Regions from separate parts of the Mus musculus genome. Here regions 1 and 2 are each linked to region 3. The links are chromatin loops, found by intact Hi-C in ENCODE. Cell type or tissue: left cerebral cortex. All regions are shown on one strand.

The links. Hi-C counts contacts between places; a loop is a spot of excess contacts. Peaks named below come from ENCODE experiments on the same cell type or tissue, not always from the same donor. Only the 100,000 strongest peaks of a DNase experiment are listed, where the experiment ranks them.
Region 1: a loop joins it to region 3, with 13 times the contacts of the local background. A loop is called at or near these places in 9 of 42 quality-filtered maps.
Region 2: a loop joins it to region 3, with 16 times the contacts of the local background. A loop is called at or near these places in 32 of 42 quality-filtered maps.

Annotation. Positions count from the first base shown.
Region 1 is chr9:23,458,511-23,466,510 of GRCm38, forward strand. The region is part of intron 13 of Bmper (BMP-binding endothelial regulator); the gene reads left to right. Among named protein-coding and RNA genes, the nearest start is that of Gm39311, 120 kb to the right of the region's middle. In left cerebral cortex, a CTCF peak has its summit at 4,871 (motif pointing right); DNase peaks (open chromatin) are centred at 230, 2,430, 4,629 and 4,877; H3K27ac peaks cover 946 bases.
Region 2 is chr9:24,114,974-24,122,973 of GRCm38, forward strand. All of the region lies in intron 2 of Npsr1 (neuropeptide S receptor 1), which reads left to right. Among named protein-coding and RNA genes, the nearest start is that of Npsr1, 21 kb to the left of the region's middle. In left cerebral cortex, a CTCF peak has its summit at 4,628 (motif pointing right); a DNase peak (open chromatin) is centred at 4,646.
Region 3 is chr9:24,513,345-24,521,344 of GRCm38, forward strand. No RefSeq gene overlaps it. Among named protein-coding and RNA genes, the nearest start is that of Dpy19l1, 14 kb to the left of the region's middle. In left cerebral cortex, a CTCF peak has its summit at 3,712 (motif pointing left); DNase peaks (open chromatin) are centred at 2,625 and 3,642; H3K27ac peaks cover 999 bases.

The sequences.
Region 1 (8,000 bases), 1.1 Mb before region 3:
TATCCCGAAAGTTTCACTTCTAAATGGGACATTTTTATTTTATGTCATGTATTTGAGGAAGATGTCATATGGAATGTGAACGGGAATAGAATTCTATAATGCAACATAAGGTAGAATCGGAACAAATGGGTGGGAGCTGCAGAACACTTTTATTTAAAATATGGAAATATGAGGAGTCTTCCTGAGAGCTGGATGTGGTAATTGTCGATCACGGGAATGAGATTCCTAAAAAGACACCGAGCTCCCATCTCAGACAGATGACACAGGTGACAGGTGACACAGATGACAGGTGACCATCTGTCAGGAGTGTTAGCGGCAGGACTGCTGCAGAGAGTCAGTGTTCCTTCCTTAAGGTCTGCTGAGACTGCGATTCTATACCTGTCACCAGCCTCTGATGAATCCCAAGCACCCTGAACAAAGATGTGTTTCCATGCTCATTGTTGTTGAGACCTTCACTTTAGAAGAATTATTAAGGACACTGAGGAAGAAAAATAAAACTATGCCGGGGCCTAGCAAACACAGAAGTGGATGCTCACAGTCAGCTATTGGATGGATCACAGGGCTCCCAATGGAGGAGCTAGAGAAAGTACCCAAGGAGCTAAAGGGATCTGCAACCCTATAGGTGGAACAACATTATGAACTAACCAGTACCCCCGAGCTCTTGACTCTAGCTGCATATGTATCAAAAGATGGCCTAGTCGGCCATCACTGGAAAGAGAGGCCCATTGGACTTGCAAACTTTATATGCCCCAGTACAGGGGAACGCTAGGGCCAAAAAGTGGGAGTGAGTGGGTAGGGGAGTAGGGGGGAGGGTATGGGGGACTTTTGGGATAGCATTGGAAATGTAAATGAGGAAAATACCTAAAAAAAAAAAAAAAGATCAACCTCAATCTCGTTGGAAAAGCCTCTCTAAATTTTACATTTTTTGCTTGTCGGAAAAATGTAACCTTTGTGAGTGTTAGAGCTTAAAACTGAAGACCAGAAGAGTAGCCGTGTTATTATTGTCTCATATGAGTTAGGGAAACTTTATTCTATCATTTTAGTTTGTTTCCTTTGGGTTCCTAGGAAGGAGAGAGGGTTGCTGGGGAGGAGTTGCATTCTCATTCTCTAGAGCCATCACATCTTCAGGCTTTCCTCAGCTGTAGACATCTGCAAATCTCATTCACTTTTGCTCAATTGATGGAAATTTACACGGGGCTTTTTTATTCCTTCTTGAACTACTGATGGAGATGTTGGTCTTGACTGTCACACTCTCCTCTGCAGAAGCAAATTCTCATATCCATTGCACAGGAATTTTTTATGCTTCTCTTTCTCTTCTTTTACTTTCTTTTGAGTTTGACCCTAGCCACTAGCAGAATGGTGATTTTTCTCCTATTATGGCCTTTCCCCTCTTCTTCTTCAGTCCCCATGACCACTACTTAGCCAGCCATCCTATTTCCTCACCTCTTTAGCATCAGCATCTCTTCCTGTACTTCTCCTCAATCCTTACTTTACCACTTATTAACAGTGGGTGTGAATAATGCATTCAGGGGATAGGTTGTGAGTATCCACTCTAAACCAGGGACTGCACAGGGCTAGGGAACTTGGTGAGCAAGGCTTGTCTGACCTGGGGCTCAAGTGAGACCAATCACATGAGGACACAGTTGCAAGTATGATAAGAGGCATGCAGGGTTGTCAGAGGCAGCCTTGGGGTCACCTCATCTGGTAAGGTTATTCCAGAAGCCTTCTTTGAGGACTCTATTGGGCTGTTGTTGAAGAGAGGACAGGTTTTAACCAGAGGCACTAAAAGAATAATATAATAATGCAGAGAAGGGAGTTTTGAACTAGATTTTGAATGCTCATTTTGCCACTTATTAGCAGTGGAATGTAGACAACATCGATGCAGTTTTAGGCAAGAGTTGTGAAGACTTTCAGACCTCTCCTAGTTGCTTCTGAAAACAGGATTTTCTTTCTACCCTTTTGGGACCTATCTAAGAGGCTGGCCTGGGGACAGTGGGTTGTAATGTCTGGTTTGCCTTTTGAGCCTGTAGTGGATGAACTCCTTTACTTTGAGTTGAGAATGACTGCTTCAGCACCGTGGGTTGGGTGGGGACAGGTCCTGGGATGAGCAGCTCCTTTTGGTCCAGCTGACTGGTTACCCTGGAGCATCCATGGCTGTCCAAAGCAAGGGTGTGAAAGGCCCTTCCTTGTGCAGTGAATGGATATGAATGATGTTTTATTTTTGAGCCAAAAGACACTGAAGTCTTGATGAAAGTCTCCCAGCATCTGAAAAAGCTCATCCCAGCACCACATCCTCTGGGAACAGCCACCGCTGCTGCTGCCCTATTATTAAGGCACATGGTGGAGGATTTGTGCTTCTGCGGGTTGTGGGGCTTGGCAGCCAGCCACTGCTTAATGTGAGAAAGGCCTATGGGAGGACCAGCCCTTTGAAGCAGAAGTGGGTGGCAGCTACTGCATGTGGCTGGGGTGTGGTCTGGGATACTGCATGCCTTCTGTATCTTTCCTCTCCCTCACTCCCTTGGCCCTTGGGAACACCCCACTGCTTTTGGACGGTGAGAGTTCTGCTGTGATACAAGAAGCCAACCTCGGGACTCCCCAGAGAGTGGGGCAGAGGAGCAGCACTCTGGAACCACAAAAAAGACACGACCATGTTCCATCTCGTCTGCCCATGATGCAGATTCAGCTGGGGCAATGGCAAGTGGTTTCTGCCTTGTCTTGTCTCTCACCTACACCTTTCTAATAATAGCTATGGCTCTTTTTGTTTCTTTTCATTAGAGATTAGCAGCATAGACAATATATCTTGTTATATACTTACTTGTCTATGGAACTCAGAGTAAATGATTTCCTGGGAGGGAAGATATTGTGCCCAAGAGCACACAACTGGTTTAGTTGGTCTATCTATCTATCTATCTATCTATCTATCTATCTATCTATCTATCTATCTATGCATCTATCCATCTATCTGTCTACCTATCTATCTACCTGCCTATTCCTTACTCCAAAGGTGGTCACCATTCTGACTTACAGTTTCAGCAAGGAAACTTGCGTCCTACCACACTTCCTGGCTATTTATGTCAGCTACAAACCCAAAATGGAGTTTGTCAAGCATTAGGCACATAGATGTCTTTACTTCCTTCTTTACTATGGTAACAAATTGTGCTTCTAAGTATATAATGTACAACAATAGATATTTATTTTCTCTTTGTTTCTTTGGGTCACACTCAAGTTTTCTTTCTTTCTTCTTCTGTTTTATTTGAGACAACTGTAGACCCATATTTAGTTGTATGAAAAAGTAGAGAGAAACCAGTGTGTCTTTTACCCAACTTTTCACAAAAAAAGCATCTTTGTTTTTTAATATTTATTTATTTTATTTTTAATTAGCATATAAAATAACAGATTTGCCCATGACATTAAAATTTTATGTGCGTGTGTGTGTGTGTGTGTGTGTGTGTGTGTGTATGTGTGTGTGTGTGCTCGCACACTGAGAGCATAAGAAATATCGACCATGCTGAGAGTTTTATGAGTCCTGGGGAATGAATTCAGGGATGAGCACAGGCCTATGCTTGTAAGGCCAAACCTTTACTGACTGAGCTCCTGATGGAATCTCCATACATACTTGACTGTGTCCCCACTCCCATCTCCCTGCCTGTATTCCTCCATCTTCAGTATTTCCTTTTCAAATCATCCAAGCCTCTTGTTCCTTTCTTATGATCCTCTTGATCCATGCTTATCAGACTCCACTCCCACAAATACACATACGTACAATTGAGAAACTTGTATCCACACGTGCTGCTCTTCCAAGAGACAGCTCTATAGGAAGAACTACAGGTGCTGCTGGTCTCTCCTCATCCCCAAGAACAAGAAGGCACTTGCTCTCAAATACTTGCCTACCACCTTCTGGAATCTAAGACCAAGTATTCTCTTACATTTTGAGCCAAGAACTCTTACCTGTCTCCTGGCCTGTCTCTCTCCTTGCTATGTCAGAAGGTCCCCAGGGAGATGAGAGAGACTGTGAGTTGAGCATCGGTGGCAAGCATGCAAAGATTCACACCTATGCAATGAAGTCTCTGTAAAATCTCAAGCAGTCAGGACGTGAATGCTTCCAAATTGCTGGGTATAAGAAGGTGGCCCAGTGGGAGAGCAGGAAAGCTGTGCAACCCTCCCAGGAAGGGGGTTCTGCTGGACAGGTTTCTGCTCCTTCCCCACCTCCCCCCACATATTTGGGGCTGTGGAGCACTTCCCTTTTGCTGTCCATCTTGATACATCCTAATAGCCATGATGATATGTAGGGTCAGAAGTGAGTTACTTTAGTGGGCAGAGCTAAGAGACCTAGGTAGAGAACCATTTCCACACAGTGGCCAGAGTGTTGTGCTATGTATACGGGAGTAGTGTCCCTGCTCTGGCTTTCATTCCCTCTGTGATGGAGGAAGTTTCTCTCACGTTAGGCAGGTTGGAGTTAAGGATTTTTGTTGTTTGGTTTTCAAGCCAAAACACATAAAGCTCAATGCCTTGGCAAAAGGAAATTTGTTTAAAAGATAGAGTCTAGGCTTCTCCCACACATACAGCCCTTGCTCTGTCCTCTGGAGGAGTGAGCCTGTGAGATTCCAGGCTCCCAGCCTTCTTGGCAGGTACCCGGGGCAGAACCTTAGATTACAGGGCTTTAGTTGACTGGCCCTCCAATTGTTCTACAGTGAGTGTGACAGTGATGGATAGACCACGAATTTTAGAGAAAAGTGATTGATTTTTCTGCCAGACAGCCATTTTTATGTGGTCCTTTATCATATACCCTCCAAAAAGAGTGAGACTTCTGATTTAGAAGCAAATGTTGGAATAAAAATTTACTGCTAGCAGGCACTCTTAATTTGTAGCCACTAGAGGGGGGTAGTGACTAGGTTTCCTTGTCCTTGGCTGGTGAGGGAGACCCTCCTTTAGCAAGATATGCCAGGCTCTGCCAAGAGCAGCTCAAAGAGACATGGTGGATTAACTCTTAAGGAGAAAGAGCCCAGCAAATGCCTGCAATCACTGTCAGCTCTTCCTGGTCCAGCCATACCTCAGAGTTGAGGAAGGACAACTCATTTCCCCAGGGGTATTTCTTTCTTTTTAAATATTTGTTTGGCAGCTGCACATATATACACACCATTATAATTGCATTCAACCCCTTTTATTCACTGGCAATCCCACCCTTTCCTTTTGAACCCTTTATTCTTCCCAACTGGTCCTCAGTGGCTATACCATTCAAGAAGATGATGTCCCCACCTGCAACAGCCGTTTGCTCTCCATAGCTAAGGGGGTATGCCTGACAGCATGACAGTTTTTACAGGAAGAGCATGTGTCCAACTCGGAACCTTCTGAGCATCAATGTGATGCCTCAAGTAGAAAGTTCCACAAACTCTGCACCTCACTGCAATGGGATGGGTTTCAATTAAACTACAAGTACACTAAGGGGATGCAACTGTAGCTGTGTATGCAAGGTATATGTAAAATAGAATTAATTTGGGTTTTAGACGTGCCTTTTGTGTCCAAGAATAATGTATGTATGTGGTTGTGTCTGTATATGTATATATTTTGGAAAGATTTGAAATCTCAAGCACCCCTTGTCTCAAAAATTTTAGTCAGAGCATCTTTGACATCATAGCCTAAGATTGCCATAAAAATGAAACTTGTGCCAGCATTAACTCTGGGGACCAGTGTCTTAATAGGCACATGTGGTCTGATATATGACGTTATGAAGAAGGGATGCCTTTTAGGTACCAGAATAAGCATGATAGCTGTTAAAAATCACAACTCTGCTGGATAGACACATGTAGGACTTCTTTTAATATTCATATCCTTGTATAAAAGTAGAAGGTGCTATATAGAACAAGGAAGCTATCAAAAGGAAGAAGGGACAAGAGAAGGTAACAGAAGGGCAAACAGACACATGCCATGTGTTCCCATGTGCAGAATGGGGATGGAGAATGAGGCCAGGTCGTGGATGTGTATGCAGAGGATCAGAGTGCAATGATATACATATATGAAAGCTTAATAAAGAAACCCATTATTTCATATGACCACTTCAATTAATTATAGAAGTTAAAACCACAGTAAGCACTGTTACCTTTAAAATAAATCTCTGTAATCACAGAGACCTATGTTAGTCCACAAAAATATCAGCTTCCAAAGAAGCTCAGAGGATAATGGCCTGTGCTGGGTTTCTTGTGCTTTTCCTGCTTCTGCTATTCAGGCAATGCCATTTATCTCTCAGGCAATGTTATAATGATTAAAAAATCAATTTGTGTGAAGTGCAGTCGTGCATGTCCTGTATTCCCAGCACAAAATAGACTGAGGCAGGAGGATTGAGAGTTCTGCCACAATGTGGGCTAGGTAGTAAATAGATGAGAATTTCCCAGTATCTGTAGTCTTAAGTAGTTTTCTTTTTTAAAAGGTCCTGATGAGCAGTATAGTATATCGTGTATAAAAGTCCGGCAATTACAGCAGGCATTCACTGTAAATACCTCTCTATCGAGATGGCTTGGTAAGGCTTTTGTTAACTTAGTTGTTGCACATTCACTGTTCCCAAGGCCGGAGTGGGGGCAGACTTCAAGGAAGGAAGGACTCCGAAGGCAGGAATGTAACCTTGTAAACTTGTGGTTACCTTGGAAGGAACGGAAGGGTCATTGTAGCCTGGCACACCAGGGTTCATTCTGTGTCATTTCAGTAGACAGACGTGATCTCTAGAGGACTGGATGCCAAGAAGAAAGAAGTGTCAGAGTCAGATGGTGTGCAGACTGTTCTTCTAGGCCACACAATTGTCCAGTGAGACTTCTTTTTTGTATGTCTATCCGTGTGTGTTGAGAAGTTGACCATGTGACTGACTGTCCAGTCTAGGATATGAAGATCTGGAAACCCTACCCCACAGCCCCTCCCTTTTCTGTAATTTCCCAATTTGCTTGGTTCTGTAACCAAGAAAATTCCACAGATGCTCAAGGTCCATCTCATGTATCTTGCAACAGGAAGGCCTTCTGGCTGCCCTTGACACACCCAATGGAATCTGTCCACAACTTCTCAATTGCACTGGCTTTCTGCCACAACAGATTGTTTAGAGTTTGATATTTAGTCTTCGTGTTCTCTCTCTCTCTCTCTCTCTCTCTCTCTCTCTCTCTCTCTCTCTCTCTCTCTCCCTCCCCTCCCCCCCTCTCCTCCCCCTCTCCTTTTCAGTGAAGACTGTCTGCTTTAGTCTATGTGTCTTGCTTTCTTCCTTCGATAAGCATAGACTTCACTAGGAGTCTTTCACTTAGGAGTCAGCCAAAGGTCTAACCTGGGGTAAAGTGGAGGAGGGGAGGGATGAGGCTGGGCCCCAGATCTCTTTTGTATCGGTAACAAGAAAAGCCAGCTAGACTCCCATCCTCAGTGCTCTATGGCTTTGTTCACACACTACAGAGCAGCTCAGACTTGGAGTGCTGTCCTGCCAACCCCAGCAGTCATAATATTCTGGTCAGAATTTGTGTCACAGTGGACAAATGCGACAGTGGTGCCAAACTGTAGCTGGCCCACACAGGAATGATCTGGAAATAGAAATAGAAATAGAAATTTCTTCCTGTGTTGGCTCTGCAAGCTTTTCTATTCTTTCTTTAACCCAATAAAACAACTCACACCTTGGTCCAAGTCATTGGATCCAGTAGCCTCTCTTTACATATTACAGTGCCATTTCCCTCTTGTGGACAGGTAAGCCCAAGTGTGTTTAAGTGTCCATATAGCCTTCAGGAGAATGTGGACCTCTGTTACCTGGATCAGATTTTTTTGATGCATAATGTGATATAGATAGGCCACCTCTCCATTGTTACCAAGCCTGGATGCTTCTTTGAAACTCAGATTCAACAATGAGGGCAGAATTTTAAGGGTTAAAGTGTAGATGAATCATTTAGTAGTCTCATGGTAGCTGACCCACTTGACCATGGCTGCCTCTCACTTCTCTTGACCTCTTCTCTGAGTTTCCCAAACATCAACCAGCCTAAGATAGT
Region 2 (8,000 bases), 400 kb before region 3:
AGAATTCTTCAGACACCACCTTCCAGACAAAACGACACATCCCTACTGCCTTGGTTTTATCAATTGCATGTCTCATCAGGAAGAAATCTATCTTTTCATTTTTTTACACTAATTATAGTTAGCCCTACATATCTGTGGATTCTGCATCCACATTCAAACACTAAAAATTTGTTACCAAAGGTCTGCCCTGAACACATAGAGACCTGTTTCTTGTCATTATTTTCCAAGAAGTACAGTATAACAACCATATACACAGAATTTGCATTGCACTGAGTATTATAAGTAATTTAGGTATGCGGTAAAGTACACAGGAGGATGGGCAAGGGCTATGTGCTATGATTACAGCATTTTATTAAGGAGATTTGAGCACAGGTGGATTGTGGTAGGAAAAATGCTGAAATCAATTCCATGTGGGCTGTGAAGGATGGAATAGCTTGACTTCTACTTGATTGTAGAGATTTGGACCTGATTTATCCAAATGTTAGTTTTTATTATCTCAAGAGTCTAGAGATTAAATAGCAATTTAAATGTTAATCCTAGTTCTTCGTTCATAGCAGACACTTGGTTTGTTTATTCAGCAAATATTAATTACTCCATAGACTCAAAGCACAATAGGGTTTCAGATGATTTCTCACAGCTGTGGCTTGATACATTGTGGGAATTCAAATGGAACCTCAGAATTTAATTGTTTCAAAGCTTCCAATCTACCTCATTTGTGTTAATAAGGACATCCTCTTGTGTGCCAAGAAAGAGTCACAAGAGCCACCTTTGAGGTGCATAAGGAACATTGGTATTTCTGTTGCTGGTTGAATCTAAAGTTTCCTGGCAACCAGAACACTGAATCTCATAATAATGTGAACATAGTTCCATGCTCCAAGTCCTTTCTGACTGAAAATGATATGGAACAGGAAATTAACACATTCAATTAAGCTTAGTCTATGGCTCCCAGCACTGCTGATTAAACACTTCAAACCAGTTGACTAATCCTCCCTGCACAAACAAGAAATGTGCATGCAGTCATTGAACATGTCCTAGATGCTAAACTAAGAAATATATTTTAGATGGTTATCTGGAGTTGGTGGAAAGAAGCACACATTTAAAATCTGCTACCTGTGAAGATGGTGGTGTCACTGAAGATCCAGATAGTCTTTTCTCCAAGAATTCTCCTAGCTCGAGACAAGATCTAGGACAGACCATGCCCCATTTTGCGAGGTGTCTTTCATTATTCAGCTCTGCTTCCTCATTATCAATCTTGTTTACTTGGTGCCCATCATGTACATGTCTAGACAGCCAGGATCTCTCCTCAAGAAGTGCCTTTTGCTCAACCTATCTTCCCTACTGTCAATTCTTTGCTTGACTATTTTTCAGGTCTTCAGACTCAACTCACCTTGTGAGTCTATATTTTTAGAATGCAAGCTCTGGTCAACCATGACAACCTCACTTCAAGTTCCTCATTTGGGATGTTCATTCATAAACATTTTCCCGAAAGCCATTTTTTTTTTTACAATCTTTGCCCTCACCATTTGACTATGAACTCTGTGGTTTAGACTCCCATATAACCCTGCGAACTGTAAGCCAACTGAATGATATTCACAGTTATACTATTTCTAAGACAAGTTTCCATTTTTGTTCTGAGCATTCTTTCTGTACAACTGTGTATTAGCCCAGTCTCTTCTCAAGGTAAATACCTCCCCTGGTTCAATCCTCAGAAGTTTATAGAATGACTCTTAGGCCACAGCTACTCTAGATAGGTTGATCCACAGTCCTGCTATACTGCATAGAACAAGTTTTATCCTAAACTCCTATCTCAGCTAGCCAGCCTGCCTGCCAGCCAGCCAGGCACTCATTGTCCAGAAGTTCTTCCACCAATCTGCTTTGCCAGCCCCAGATAGGACCAGATATTTTAGAGATACTGTCTCTATCTCTGTTCTACATGTCTATCAAAGAATTATTAAAAGTCTCCAAAAGAAGAAAATGAGAATTAAGTACCCATTTATACATACCTTTAAAATATTTTGGGTTTTTTTCTCACAGTGTATGCATATGAAAATGAGCTAGATAATACAAGGTAGAAATCTTAGCTAGCTCTAGGTAAGACAGCTGGAGATGGTGAATACAGAAAAGCAGTTGGGATGCCAATACTCCAATTGTTATTGCAAAGGTATTACAGCTGAGTTGCTGGGGGGGTTAGTCATCTTAGATATTTAAATAAATAAATAAATAAATAAGATTTCTCAAAACTCCGTATTCAGAAGATGGCTTTAGGCAAGATTGAAGGTAGCCCTCTGAATAAGGGCAGTCCTACCTCTGGGTTTCCATGTCAGTCAGTGGGCTATTGACCACTTGGCAGAGTTTGGAAAGAAATACTGGATGAGAAAAGATAAGACAAAGTGCTGAGCAAGAAATTGCTAACTCTTCAGTAACTGTCCAGACATCTCCAGGGCTTAGTAGAAAGGCAAACTGCCCATGTCTAATTAAGCATCTTCAGGAATCACACCTTTGCAATCTGTCTCTGACTGTCTCACTGTAATGTCCGTTTAGGCATATGGATATCTTATATTCTCAATAAAATTAAGAATTCATATTTTTGCTTTTGGTATTCCCAGCTAACCCAAAAACAAACAAACAAACAAACAAACAAACAAAAAACCAAGAGCTTTAATTGGGACTCAGTAGTTGGGTGAAAAGCCACACAGTTCTCAGTAGAAGGAAAGTCTTTGCTGCTTGCTGAGAACCAAGGCTATATGCATTTATCATTGAGTCTTTTTCTGCAATTTCATTTCCTGACTTGAAAAGTATCAGATATTTACTCCTTCCTGCGTTTGAAATATCAGTTTTCAGCATCACATAAGTAACAGCATCCACAAAACATAGCAAGGAAATGTAAGGATGCACAGCTCTCTAACCTCACGCAGAGCGGATGAGGTAGTTGAATCTTTCTGTCACTTGTGATTTGTGATTAGTGATTACTGTCATGCGGCAGCCACACATTGCTCCAGTGTCCAAAATGTGTAATCAGAATTGACCTTAGGCTTACTCTAGCCCAGCTTCCAAGCCAAGCTTGGAACACTGTTTGGATCAGAATGAAGATGATTGTTTTCAACATGAAGGCATAAATTACAGTGTGAGGCAATGTTACTGTCTCTGCCCGAGGTGTGAAAGAAACCCACCAAGTGGGCAGGAATAGCATGAACTTTCCTGTGTGCAAAGCTGCATCAGAATCCAGGCTACAGGGTTTGCAAGCCAAGAGACCCTCTTGTGTCTTCCACATTTGCTTATTGGAAAAGACTGAACACAGGGACACTATAGCAGCCAGGTTCTGATGGGAGTATTGTCAACATGGAAGGCTTCCCCGGGGATGCCCAGAGCCTGGTCTGTGATCAAAACGCATGCTACTACATATGCACTATGGTAGTAATGTGATGAGCCAAAGAAGCCACTCACTTTACAACTGATAAATACACTTCAAGCTTTTGTTTTCCATATTCTAGGACTTCTATGGGAAAGATAGTTCCGACTACATCTAGCTAAATCATGACTTGCACTCCAGCAAAGCCTGACATGCCCAGAGTCAAGTAGAAAGACTAAATGGTTTCAATCTCCCATTGCAAATGAACCTCTCTGTATTTGTCATCCTTTAATCCATCTAATATGTTAGTTAACATTTACTGTGGGCCATTGTCTTTGGGCTCTTATTGCTGTGATAGAAGATCAGGGCCAAAAAGCAACTTGGGGAGGAAAGGGTTTATTTACTTCACTCTTCCAGGTAACCATCAGTTAGTGAATAAAGCAGAGCAGGAACTCAAGAAGGTTGGGAACATGGAGACAAGAACTGATGTCTAAGCCATGGAGGAGTGCTGTTGGCTGGCTTTTTTTTTTTCTTGCTTTGCTCAGCCATCCTAGGACCACCAGGACCTAGGACTACCAGTCTAGAAATGGCAGGGTACACATCAAGCATCAATCAAGAAACTGTCCCATGACCCAATCCAGGGGAGGAATTTTCTCAACTGAGGCTCCCTTTTCCCAATTTATTCCAGCTTGTGTCAGATTTACATCCAACTAGGCAGCACACCCATACAGATGTCAAGATCATCAAGGGGATCTAGACTCAGTGTCACCCACACACACACATGCACACACACACTGTCAGTCCTGTGTCAGTTCTGGCTGACATGACACTTATCATGGACTCCTATGATTTATCTCTTCAGAGCTGAGCTGCACTACTCTGAGGCTATCACTCAGGCAGCTGACATCACCACACCAGCCAGTTATCCTGTTTCAAAGTCAATTAGTTATAAGACATCAACCACAGAGCTGAGAGAACTCTACATTTAGGTATTGAAGATTCTAAATTCATCCCATAGATGGGCCTCAGTAAGAAACAGTATCATGTTCCATCTGGGAACTCACATGGTAGAAAAAGAGTACTGACTTCCAAGGTTTTCTGTTTATCTCAACATATGCACCATGGCATGCATGAGTGTGTACGCACTCTCACACAAACACATTCCGATGCAAAAAATAAATAATAATAATCAATGTAAAAATAAATTTAAAAAGAAAAATGGCAAATTCTAGTATGGTTTCAATCCAGTTGTGAGGCATCTGACTGGAATCCTGTTTCATGTGGCCACTAGGGGGCATTTAGTCCTCAACTATATTCTGTGAAGGTCAAGAATGGTATTGGCCACCATCAGGATGCATTAGATGTAAGGTTATGGGCAGAGACTCTGATAAGCTTAGATGACAGGACATCAGATTGATTCAGATAACGGGGTGAACAGGGAGAATGTGAGCACCACGAGCAAAGGTCTGCCACCCTCAGAACTCTCCAGCAATTGAAGAAAGGATGTAATCCTTCCTCTGACACTGCATACAAAGCTAAGCTAAACCCCTCCATCTTCATCATTGCTAACCATCAAGTCAGTCTAAGGAGGATTTTATTTTTATAATTATTCTAGCAATAAGAAAACCAAAGTCAAAGAGCTTCTCACCTAAAATGTATCTCACCTGGATAGGAACCAAAGCCTTTGAATTCAGTCAGGCTCCACCACTCCACTCAGCTCTGTGGGAAGTACTACTCCTGCATCGGCCTTTCCTCAGCTCCTCATTGCCCTTTCCTCCACAACTCCCCGAATCCTCACATTACCCTGTGTGTGTGTGTGTGTGTGTGTGTGTGTGTGTGTGTGTGTGTGCGTGTGCGCGTGCACGCGCGCGCACACATGTGAATACCATGAAAAAAATTAGCCAGCCATTCAATGTTTTCAAAGTTATATTTAATGAGACAAGATTAAACTTAATTGAACACACCTGCTGCATGTTTTATTATAGCATCAATACTTGTAGCATCAATACTTTAGATTATATCCAATAACGCCGCAGACAATACATGCTGTATAAATTCATAAATAAATTGACAAAATAAACTTTTAGGAAGAGCGCAGAAATCAATAAAATTACTTTTTCCATCTGAAAATTTCCTCAGATGGGGAGGACCTGTGTGGACGATTTGCACAGCTTCTGCCCATCAAACCCTGAGGAGAAGAAGCCTGGATTTGCTTTCAGAGCTCTTTGTGCCTGCAAATCTAATTTCAAACACTAAAGCAAGTCCAGCCCACCGAACTTCCCAGCACTCCTGAAGGATGGCTTGCACTTCACTGACATAGCAAACCAGTCACTTGATTAGAGCTTTAGTCACTGGGTGCTCCCATTGGGGCAGGTCTCAGCTCCACACTTACTCAAAGCTAGGATGCCTCAGCCTGAAATGTGCTGCTTATATAGAGAGAAAGCTGGTCTCCACAGTAGCCCAATGGACAGAAAATTACCATCTGCCTTTGGTGCCACCACTGTGCTTGCCCACTCACCATGTGCACAGTGGACCATTCCTGGCTGTCACTGATGAGTCTAACTGCACACACCACAGGCGGAGCTTTGTGTAAAGGAAGGGGAATGTAGAGAGATTTAAACTGAAAGGGTAACATCGAGTTTCAGTGTGGAGAGCCTGAGTCCTTTTACTGTTTTGACTTGCCTGCAAATGATCATTAGACTTTAAATATAATCAAAACATTCTGTACCAACAATAGAAAATAGGGAGCAAGGATGATGCCATGGGCTTCTGATTTCGGCTACTTGGGAAATTAGAAAGGAGATTGACAAGTTCAAGACCCATTTGTGTTATACCATCAGTTCAGTCCATCTGGGGAAACTCAATGATTCCCTGTATCAAAATGAAAAGAAAAAATGGGGACTGTGGATGTGCTCAGCACTAGAATGTTTACTGGTATCCTTAAGGTCCCAAATTCACTCCAAAATTTAGAAAGCAGGAGAGGAGGTTGAGGAGGAGGAAGACAAAGTTAGCTCATTACCTGGTGGAGAAATGAAAGAATTCTTGAAGTATATGTAGATACTTTTTAAAAAAAATTTTTATTAGATATTTTCCTCATTTACATTTCCAATGCTATCCCAAAAGTCCCCCATACCCTCTGTAGTGGCTATTCCTGGTTGTCAACTTGACAATATTTGGAATGAACTACAATCCGGAATTGGAAGGCTCACCAGTGACCCTTATCTGGAGGCTTGGAGATCCTTATCTGGATCTTGGTTTGAAGATCTTGAGCCATAGTGGCTATGGATTCCAGAATATTGAATCTCCGAGTTTAAGGAACACACCTTTAATCTGGGCTATGCCTTTCATCTGGGATTAAAGGTGTGGTGGAACACACCTTTAATCTGGGCTACACCTTCTGCTGGAGACAATATAAGGACATTGGAAGAAGGGAGTCTAGCTCTTGCTCTTGCTCCTTTGCCTGCTTGCTGCGTGAGACTGAGTAACTGCTAGATCCTTGGACTTCCATTCACAGCTGCGACTGAACCATTGTTGGGAATTGGGCTGCCGACTGTAAGTCATCAATAAATTCCTTTACTATCTAGAGACTGTCCATAAGTTCTGTGACTCTAGAGAACCCTGACTAATACACCCTCCCACCCATTCCCCTACCCACCCACTCCCATTTTTGGCCCTGGCATTCCCCTGTACTGGGGCATATAAAGTTTGCAAGTCCAATGGGCCTCTCTTTCCAGTGATGGCAGACTAAGCCATCTTTTGATACATATGCAGCTAGAGTCAAGAGCTCATGGGTACTAGTTAGTTCAGAATGTTGTTACACCTATAGGGTTGCAGATCCCTTTAGCTCCTTGGGTACTTTCTCTAGCTCCTCCATTGGGAGCCCTGTGATCCATCCAATAGCTGACTGTGAGCATCCACTTCTGTGTTTGCTAGGCCCCGGCATAGTCTCACAAGAGAGAGCTCTATCTGGGTCCTTTCAGCAAAATCTTGCTAGTGTGTGCAATGGTGTCAGTGTTTGGAAGCTGATTATGGGATGGATCCCCAGATATGGCAGTCTCTAGATGGTCCATCCTTTCGTCACAGCTCCAAACTTTGTCTCTGTAACTCCTTCCATGGGTGTTTTGTTCCCAGTTCTAAGAAGGGGCAAAGTGTCCACACTTTGGTCTTCATTCTTCTTGATTTTCATGCTTTTAGCAAATTGTGTCTTATATCTTGGGTATCCTAAGTTTCTGGGCTAATATCCACTTATCAGTGAGTACATATTGTGTCCCAACCATTAAGAAGGACATATGCTCCACTATGTTCATAGCAGCCTTATTTATAATAGCCAGAAGCTGGAAAGAACCCAGATGCCCCTCAACAGAGGAATGGATGCAGAAAATGTGGTACATTTACACAATAGAGTACTACTCAGCTATTAAAAAGAATGAATTTATGAAATTTCTAGGCAAATGGATGGACCTGGAGGGCATCATCCTGAGTGAGGTAACCCAATCACAAAGGAACTTACACAATATGTAGATACTTCTATATAAAAGACTGACTTGAAATTACCACTCCTGAGGAGCCACTAGGGCTCCACAATGAAGGTTCCAGGGAGCAGATTTCTGTTAGGAATGCTGCAGGTGTCACTGTGGAACACTTTGGCTAA
Region 3 (8,000 bases):
GTTACTCATCACAGTAAAGGCGAGTTTGCTCTTCCCACCCAAAGGCAGACTGGTCAGACAGCAGGGCAAAAGCAAGGGGGAAACCTCAGTGTTCTAAATGGGAACACTCAAAGGTACTGGCACTGTTTCAGTCCTTGCCAAACATGAGCATGTGTAATTCTCACTGCATTGTGCAAGGTGCGTGCTGTCATTCCCAGTATCGTAGCAGAAGGACACAGAGACACTGAGTAACTCATTCAAGGTTACACAGCAGGTCAAGAGTAGACTCAAGCAGGTCTCTCCTACTCTGCCCTAATACTACTGCATTTGCTGTTACAGTGTACATGAAAGGCCAGGCACTGTGTTTTGTACTTTCTCTTAAAACCTCAAAATTACTTCTTTGGAAATGTGGCCGTCATTCCAATCATAGGCTTTCAGAAGTATGTACAGAGCAACAGAGTGTGGCATTTTATGGGGATTAAGTTGACTTCCCTTTAATTTATATACGTATAACTAAGCCCCTGGCAGACTGACATTCTATTGTTAGTAACAAATGACTTTTCCATTGCTCACAGCCCATAGCAGCACGCCAGTGTGTTGTGACACCATCATGGCTAGGAAGCCACTGGCTTGGAAAATAAACGTGAATGGGGGATATTTATATAACCAAGTTGGAAACGTAGTTGGAAGACACACAAAACAAGACATCAGCAGTGCATGTCAGTCTTCCAGCCTTCCTGAAAACAGATTTTTAAAACAGTACTTGGTGGTAAAACCAAAGCCTGTAGTGCCAAGTAGCGGCTGGGAACTAGGAATGGGGGTTTCTAGGATGCCTGCAGAGTAAGCTTGGGGCATCTGGGGAGGACCCCAGGCTTCAGGATAAGGCCCAGAGTTATTGTTGCTAAAGAATTCAATTCCTTGACTGGGAATGGTCTCTGAAAGGTCACGTGACTCATCATGAAGGAAGAAATCAGGGCTTCTCCAGGGACACATGTAAGTGCTTCCTGGGGTCATTTGGTCCTCAGATGTGCCACAGCAGTCACGTCACTTTAGTGGAGTCATTCGTTGGTACCCTGAAGGGAGGAAGCACACACGTCTTGCATTCCCATCCAGTTAGAAGAGTCTGCAAAGCTTTAATAAAAGCAAAACCGAGATGGATGTCAGTCGCCCTGGAAAGGGTGAACTCTGACTGCTCTGCTCTCAGTGCTTATTTCCTCTTGCCTTCACGTTTCTTCCAGAAATCCACCCCCAAATTATGTTCTTTTTCATTTCAAATGAATAGCTTCGTGGATCCCGTGTGTGTCTCTGGGCTGCAGATACTAAGTGATACACTGCTGAATTCAACCCACACATGAGTGTTATTTAGACAAAAGCCAAAGGATCTACATAATGTCTGTGTGGAAATGCCAGGGCTTCAGGATTCAGTTCAGTATTCTTATATATCTTCTTTCCCCCAGTCCTTTCTTACATAGAACGCATTTGAGGATATTTCATTAAAAAGAAGAAATTATATGGGGGAAGTTAGTTTTGAAACATCAGTATGTTTCCTTTGGCTAGATTCCAAATGATCACAATGGCCATAAGAGATATAAGTTCATACTAATATATCAATTAATTATCTCAACATTCTCAAGGCCTTGTTGGTTGGGGAATTTGAGGATTAAAAACAACAACAACATTGATTTGGAACTTCAGGGCCTACTAGGGGTTGGGCAACAGGTGTGATTTTGAGGGCAAATATGAAGAAAGCCATGCTCTGCCCTAACTCGGCAATGAATTGTTGAAGATAGCCCTCACCATGAATCCCAAGTCTGTGATGGATAGTACTGTTGTACTGGGCGAGCATTGAGTTAGGCAAGGGCGGAGCTCCAACTCAGAAAAGGAACGTGGTAGGGGCGGCATGACACCAGAGGAGGTGTACAGCACACTGAGAGAAGAGTAAGGGAAAGAGGGAGGGGAAAGGAAGGAAGGAGGGGGGACAAAATGTCCCAGTCAGAAAATGCCATGTGCCACTAGTCTTTGGTTCCAGGCCCTTTCCAAAGTCCAGTCTCACTCCAAACACTCCTGTACTTGAGCACCTGATGTTTTCCTGAGTGGGTGGGCTCATACAGCTGTCTTTTTAATGTTTCTAAACCAAGAGTTGATGAACGTAACTGTATGACTACTGAAAAGAGTATAAAACAAGATGTTTATCCATCTTACACAAATGGAATGGTTTCTGGTAACTACGCCAATGGCAACTAACTCACTACCGCTCTTGACTGAGCCTGCTGGACGGAGATTGAGTGACAGGTCTAAGCACTTGATTTGGATCAAAAGCAAAACTACTGACTGGCAATATTCCTGTCTCATTCAAAATGACTTTAATGCTACTCTAAAGGGGGGAAAATACTCTTTTTTACTGTTTGGGTGGTTATCTGTTCTGTAGTGCCCTGTGAATGAGAAACTGTGACTTTCAGGCTCAAAGCAGTAAGGCATATAGTGCCAGCTGCAAGTTAGTCTTCCTCCATATTCTGTTTGGGCAGAATGCCAGTGTTCACCAGGTGACTCCATCTGCCTCATCAGCCCAGCTATGCCCCCATGCTCCACGGAACTCCATTGCAAGTTATCAGCTGCACTTAACCGATGAGAAACTTAGGCCCGCTGGACTCTCCAAACAACCTACATATCCTTTGATTCTGAGGGGTTTGGGCTTGCTTCCAGGATCCCAGGCAATACTTCTCTCTGCCCCCAGGAATGAGTGCTGGAAATAACACGGTGACCAGCCTCCTGGTCCCAGAGCAGCTAATCACAAAAGAAACTGGCAATTCCACCTGAGACAAGCACTTTTGGATCCAGTTGGTCACCATGCCAGGAGGTGCAGAAGGAGAGACCCCACTGTGGCAGCGAGAGGTACCAGCCATCCTCAGGATACCAGCCTCAGATGTGTACTTCTTCCCAGCCCAGGCTCTGGGCATTACAAATGGAAAAGTTCCCAAGAGAAGCCTAGCCCTAGAGACTGTCATCAGCAAAGGATGAAAACCTCCTGGCTGAATGCGCCAACTCCCAAAGCAGTGTAAGTTAATACATTCTTGCTGTTTAAACTCGAGAGTCATTCTCTGTGCTGTTGGCTACAAGAAAGTGACTTCCAGGATCACTCGGGGATTTTTCAGCTGCTTGGCTAGAATCAATTCATCCACTCACTGCAGAATTAGCCAGATGACTTCTGAGCCTTTGGAAGCAATGGAGGTTAAAGCATTACACAAGCCTTCTGCCAGCCTGGATTTCTTCCTTCCTGTTGGCATCCAGGGGCAGCTCCTTCCCACCAGGATCCTACAGCACGAACACACCCAGTGACTGCTGGTCTCTAGGAACAGGCTCCAGGGCACTCTGGCTTTTCCTGGAATCTTGCTGTGCGCAGGTGGCTCTGTCTTCTTTGAGAGGTGGCACCGAGCCGACCGCCTGCCTTGATTTTCTTGCTGCCTCTTCTCTCATAACTTGGTAGTCTGTTCGGAACTGAGTACAGACAGTGCTGTAGAGGTAGATGGGAGTCATCCCACCTGCCTACTCTGTTACTTACAGGAAAAATGTGTGTTCTGGGTGCGTGCTGGTCTAGCGTCTTTCCTGAGTTAACCATGCCCTGTTAAGATCCTCAGTTGTCATCTGCTTCCTTGGCTGTATCTACTGCAGCATTCTAAGTTTGTACTCCAGAGGATGGTTACACAGAATCCCGATGAATGGCTCCCCCTAGTGTACTGCAGCGCATCACAGCAGCACTGTGCTCAATGCCTAGTGAGCACATTCATTCAGAGATATGTGTAATATATTTTCAGAGATAAATTCATAGACACATATAATATATCTTCATTTGGCATTCACAGAGCACTTAAGTCAATAATTATGTGTTATTTATGTCTTTAAGATATCATTTTTTCATAGTTTTTCCTTCCAAGAGCTCTATAGCCAGTTAAAAATGATCACTGCTAAGTTTCTATTTGCTTTCTGAGTTTATTTTATTCAAGATGTTCTTGTATAATATAGAGAATAAGTGAGGAGGGATTAGGAAATGGGGAAGGTGATAAGGAGATGAGAGGAGAGGAGAGGAGAGGAGAGGAGAGGAGAGGAGAGGAGTGGAGAGGAAAAGAGATACAGGATAAGGAAAACAGGAGAAATGTTTGGGAGTAGGGAAAGCTTCCCATATGGCAAACCTAGGTTATAATTTTGCTTATTGTCTAAAAAAATTCAATTGCAGCTAATTAGGCAATATACAGTCGTGAAGCTAACAGAGATGTGTGTAGAGTACATTTTGCTAAGTCATCAAGGACACCAATCCACTATGCATTCTGTAAGCATTTTACAAAGGAATATTGCCATTTTAGGATGCTTAAGGCTCTGTAAAGTCCTAGGGCAGAAGCAAACCATTTCAAAAGCCTAGTTGATTTTGCTTAACTCCTATCTATGATTTTGTTCATACAAGAAAGTATCCGAGCTTCTAGAGTGGTATGTGGAAATCCTCTGAGGACAAAGTGACTCAGTGCCGGGTGAGTCTCCACTGTCCCTGTGTCATGTCAGAAGCCCACAGTGGAGTAATAACATCTTTGCCCAAGTGGAAAGCCATGGTCCTACAGAACACTTTGTAGGAAAAACACCTTCCTAATAGTCTCCTTAAAGAACTACTAGTGTCTCTAAGGGGCCTGGGCACCTTGAGGACATGGGATACTTTGTGGCCTGAGTGTCACAGTGGAGCATTAGCCCTGAATGGGCACTGGATCAACCCTGGGTAGTTGATGCTGAGTGCCACCATGGTCAACTGAGGGCATTGCCCTTAGCAGAACTCTCTATTAGACCTAAGAGTAATATATGATTGGTTGGTTTTTGACAACTTAACAGAATCTAGAAACATCTGCAAAGAGGGAACCTCCATCAAGGAATTATCTCTGTCAGTTTGGCACATGGGCATGTTTATGGGGACATTTTCTTTATTAAAAGTGGATGTGGAAGTCCAGCCCATCATGGGCAGTGACTCCCCTGGGCAGCTAAAAGAAAGCAAGCCGAGCAGGTCATGGAGAGCAAGCCAGTAAGCAGGTCCCTGTAGTCTCTGCTTCAGTTCCTGCCTCCACATTCCTGCCTCAAGCTCCTGCCCTGGTTTCCACAGATGATGGGCCTGGAAGTTGCTTTTGGTTTGGATGTGTATCACCATGACAGAAAGCAAACCAGGACAAATATGAAGTACTCTGGGAAATCGTGGCTCTCCTGTTATGGACTTACTGGCCTGCAGCTGCTTCTTCTACTGCGCTACTCTAACATCTTCACCCATCACGACTTTGTTCAGAATCTGCTCCATGCCCAGTGCAGTGTCAAGGTCAGAAGCAGTGAGGCTAAATAAAGGAAGCACAAGGGATGACTCTATAAAGAATTTGAGGCTACCCAGAGAGATAAATGTACATGGGAAAATTAGAAGCCAGCTACAGGGATATGCCGTTACAACGCGTCTTCCCCTCTCAGCTCTGCCAGCTCACCCAGCCACACTGTAAATATGCCCAGTATTCTGGCACACGTGTTAGCCATTTTTATAGACTGGGAAACCTTCCTAGACCTCTCTAATGCTCCCCACGACCTTTCGTTTCAGTCAGATCTCTCCATCTAACACGCCACCTCAGGAGGTCTAAGTCTCACACAGACCCTTCTCTTACTCAGTCTCCTGGCCTTAGTTGATTTCACCTTCATAGACCTCATGACTATGTATGCATCTCTCCACATTTTTTTTATTGTGCTTTAAATAGGCTTGCTGGACCAGAAACGTAATGAGGGCAGGGATCATGTGCATTTCACTTGCTGCAGTTTGGAATGGTATCCTCTGCAACATAATTGCTATTTCCTAGAAACAGCAATTTCCAAGGAAACAGGGTCTGCAACTCATGGCACTTTATATATGCTAAATAGGATAATGATCAAAACAACACAATTTCCATTCTGCACATTTGAATATTGCTGTTAGTGGCAGAGTCTCACATGTGGGTCTGAATTTACAAGTATCTTTGCAGTGTGTGCTTGTGGATATATATATATATATGGAGTGTTTGTGTTGCTGTCTGTGAACAAGCTCATCATGGAACTCAGCCCTTATAGCCAGAAGACTCTCAATGCCCAGCCTCTTCCTAGTTACAAGGACAATAAGTGTTTGTGTCTTTGCTGAATCTGGGTTTCATCATTTGTAATTTGGGGGTAAATGAACCTATTTTATAGGTTTGTTATAAATCAGACAGACGACTCAAAACCCCTTACTAATGAAAATTATTATAAAGGAAAACTGCTTTTGTATGCACATTTGCCCTCTCTTCTACCTCTTCTTTTTCATCTTCTTCTTGATAAAAGGTCTCACACTCTGTAGCCCAGGTTGGCCTGTAACTAATTATGTATCCCAGGTTGCCTCAAACCCAAAATCCTCCATCCTCGGTCTCCTTACTTGCATCAATTATTTAATTTAAAATGTGTAAATCTTAAGTTAATTTAACACTAACTTAAATTCTTAATTTTCTAATTTAACACTAATTTAAATTTCTTAATTTACATATAATGATGTTCACTCATTTTGAGTAAAGATACTTTTACAAATCTACCCAACTGTGTAGAGCTCTTCCCAAATGTTCCAACTGCCCTATTTACTGTAACTCTTTCTGTCTGAACTCTGTCATCCACTGACCTCATCTTCCTCCCTATAATTTCACCTTTTCCAAGATTTTGTGTTAACAGGTTCACCATATTCAGCTTTTGAGTCTCTCTTTTTAAACTTAGTGTCTAATGTGTGTTGCACAGATCAACAACTTGTTTTGTCCTTTGACTGAGTTTCCTCTTCATTGTTCATCCCTTGACTACCGAAAGTTCATCTCAGTAGTTCCCAGCTGTCATGGGTTACAGGTAAGCTGCCGCAGTTCATTTGCATAGTGCTTCTGTGTCAATATCAGTTTTCATTTGTTTGGATGCATACCTTCCTGTGAGATAACTGGTCATATTGAAGAGCCATGTTTGAGAGATCTTACAGTGTACTGTTGAACACTTTCCTCAGTTACTGAGGTGACTCTGAGTTCTAACTAGCATTTATAATGTTATATGTTAATCGAAACTTTAGCATTCAAAATTAGGGTTATGAATAACTTGGATTTGATTTGTGTTGCCCTAATGACTAATGAGACTGTCTTATCATGTGCCTGTTTGCTACTGCATTCATATACATATGTACCTACACATATAAGGTAGTTGAAGTAGCTATTTAAATTTGTGACATGTTTTAGAATCTTGTTGTTTCCATATTGTTAGATGGCGAACACTTTATATATGCTGGATGCAAGCCTGTTTGGCATCTACATATTCTAAAAATGTTTTTGTAGTAGTTTGACTTGTCTTTGTTCTTTTGTCATTAGTTTTGCTGGAAAAATTCTCAATCTTTGACTAAATTCAATGTTACATGTATACATCAGGTTTAGGGGGTCATATACAAGGATTCTCTTAGCAGACCATATGATGTAATAATTTTCCCCATATGTTTGCTTACAAAACATCCAGCTTTAGACTTTAGACCTATGATTCATCTTGACTCAAGTTGTTGAAATCCTCCTTTCCCCACTAAATTTCATGGACTATATAATGTAGTATAGGGAAACTAATAACCCATTTATATCATTATATACATCTACATATATCATATATTCTCTGAACATAATACATTGTCTAGACTTTCTTTGGGATTTATTATTATTATTATATTTGATAACGATAATCATGATGATGATTGTGATGATGAAGAAGAGGAAGAAGAGAAGAAGGAGGAGGAAGAGGAAGAGGAGGAGAAGGAGAAGAAGGAGATACAAGGTCTTATAAAGTCCCTGGTGGCCTCAAACTCATGATGTAGCAGAGGATGGCCTTGAATTTTCCTAATTTTCCCGTGTCAATTCCTTCCCATCCTCTTATTAGGTAATGGAACTACAAACATCTATCACGATAAGCCAGTTGAGTCTTTTAACACCAGGACTGACAATTTTTAG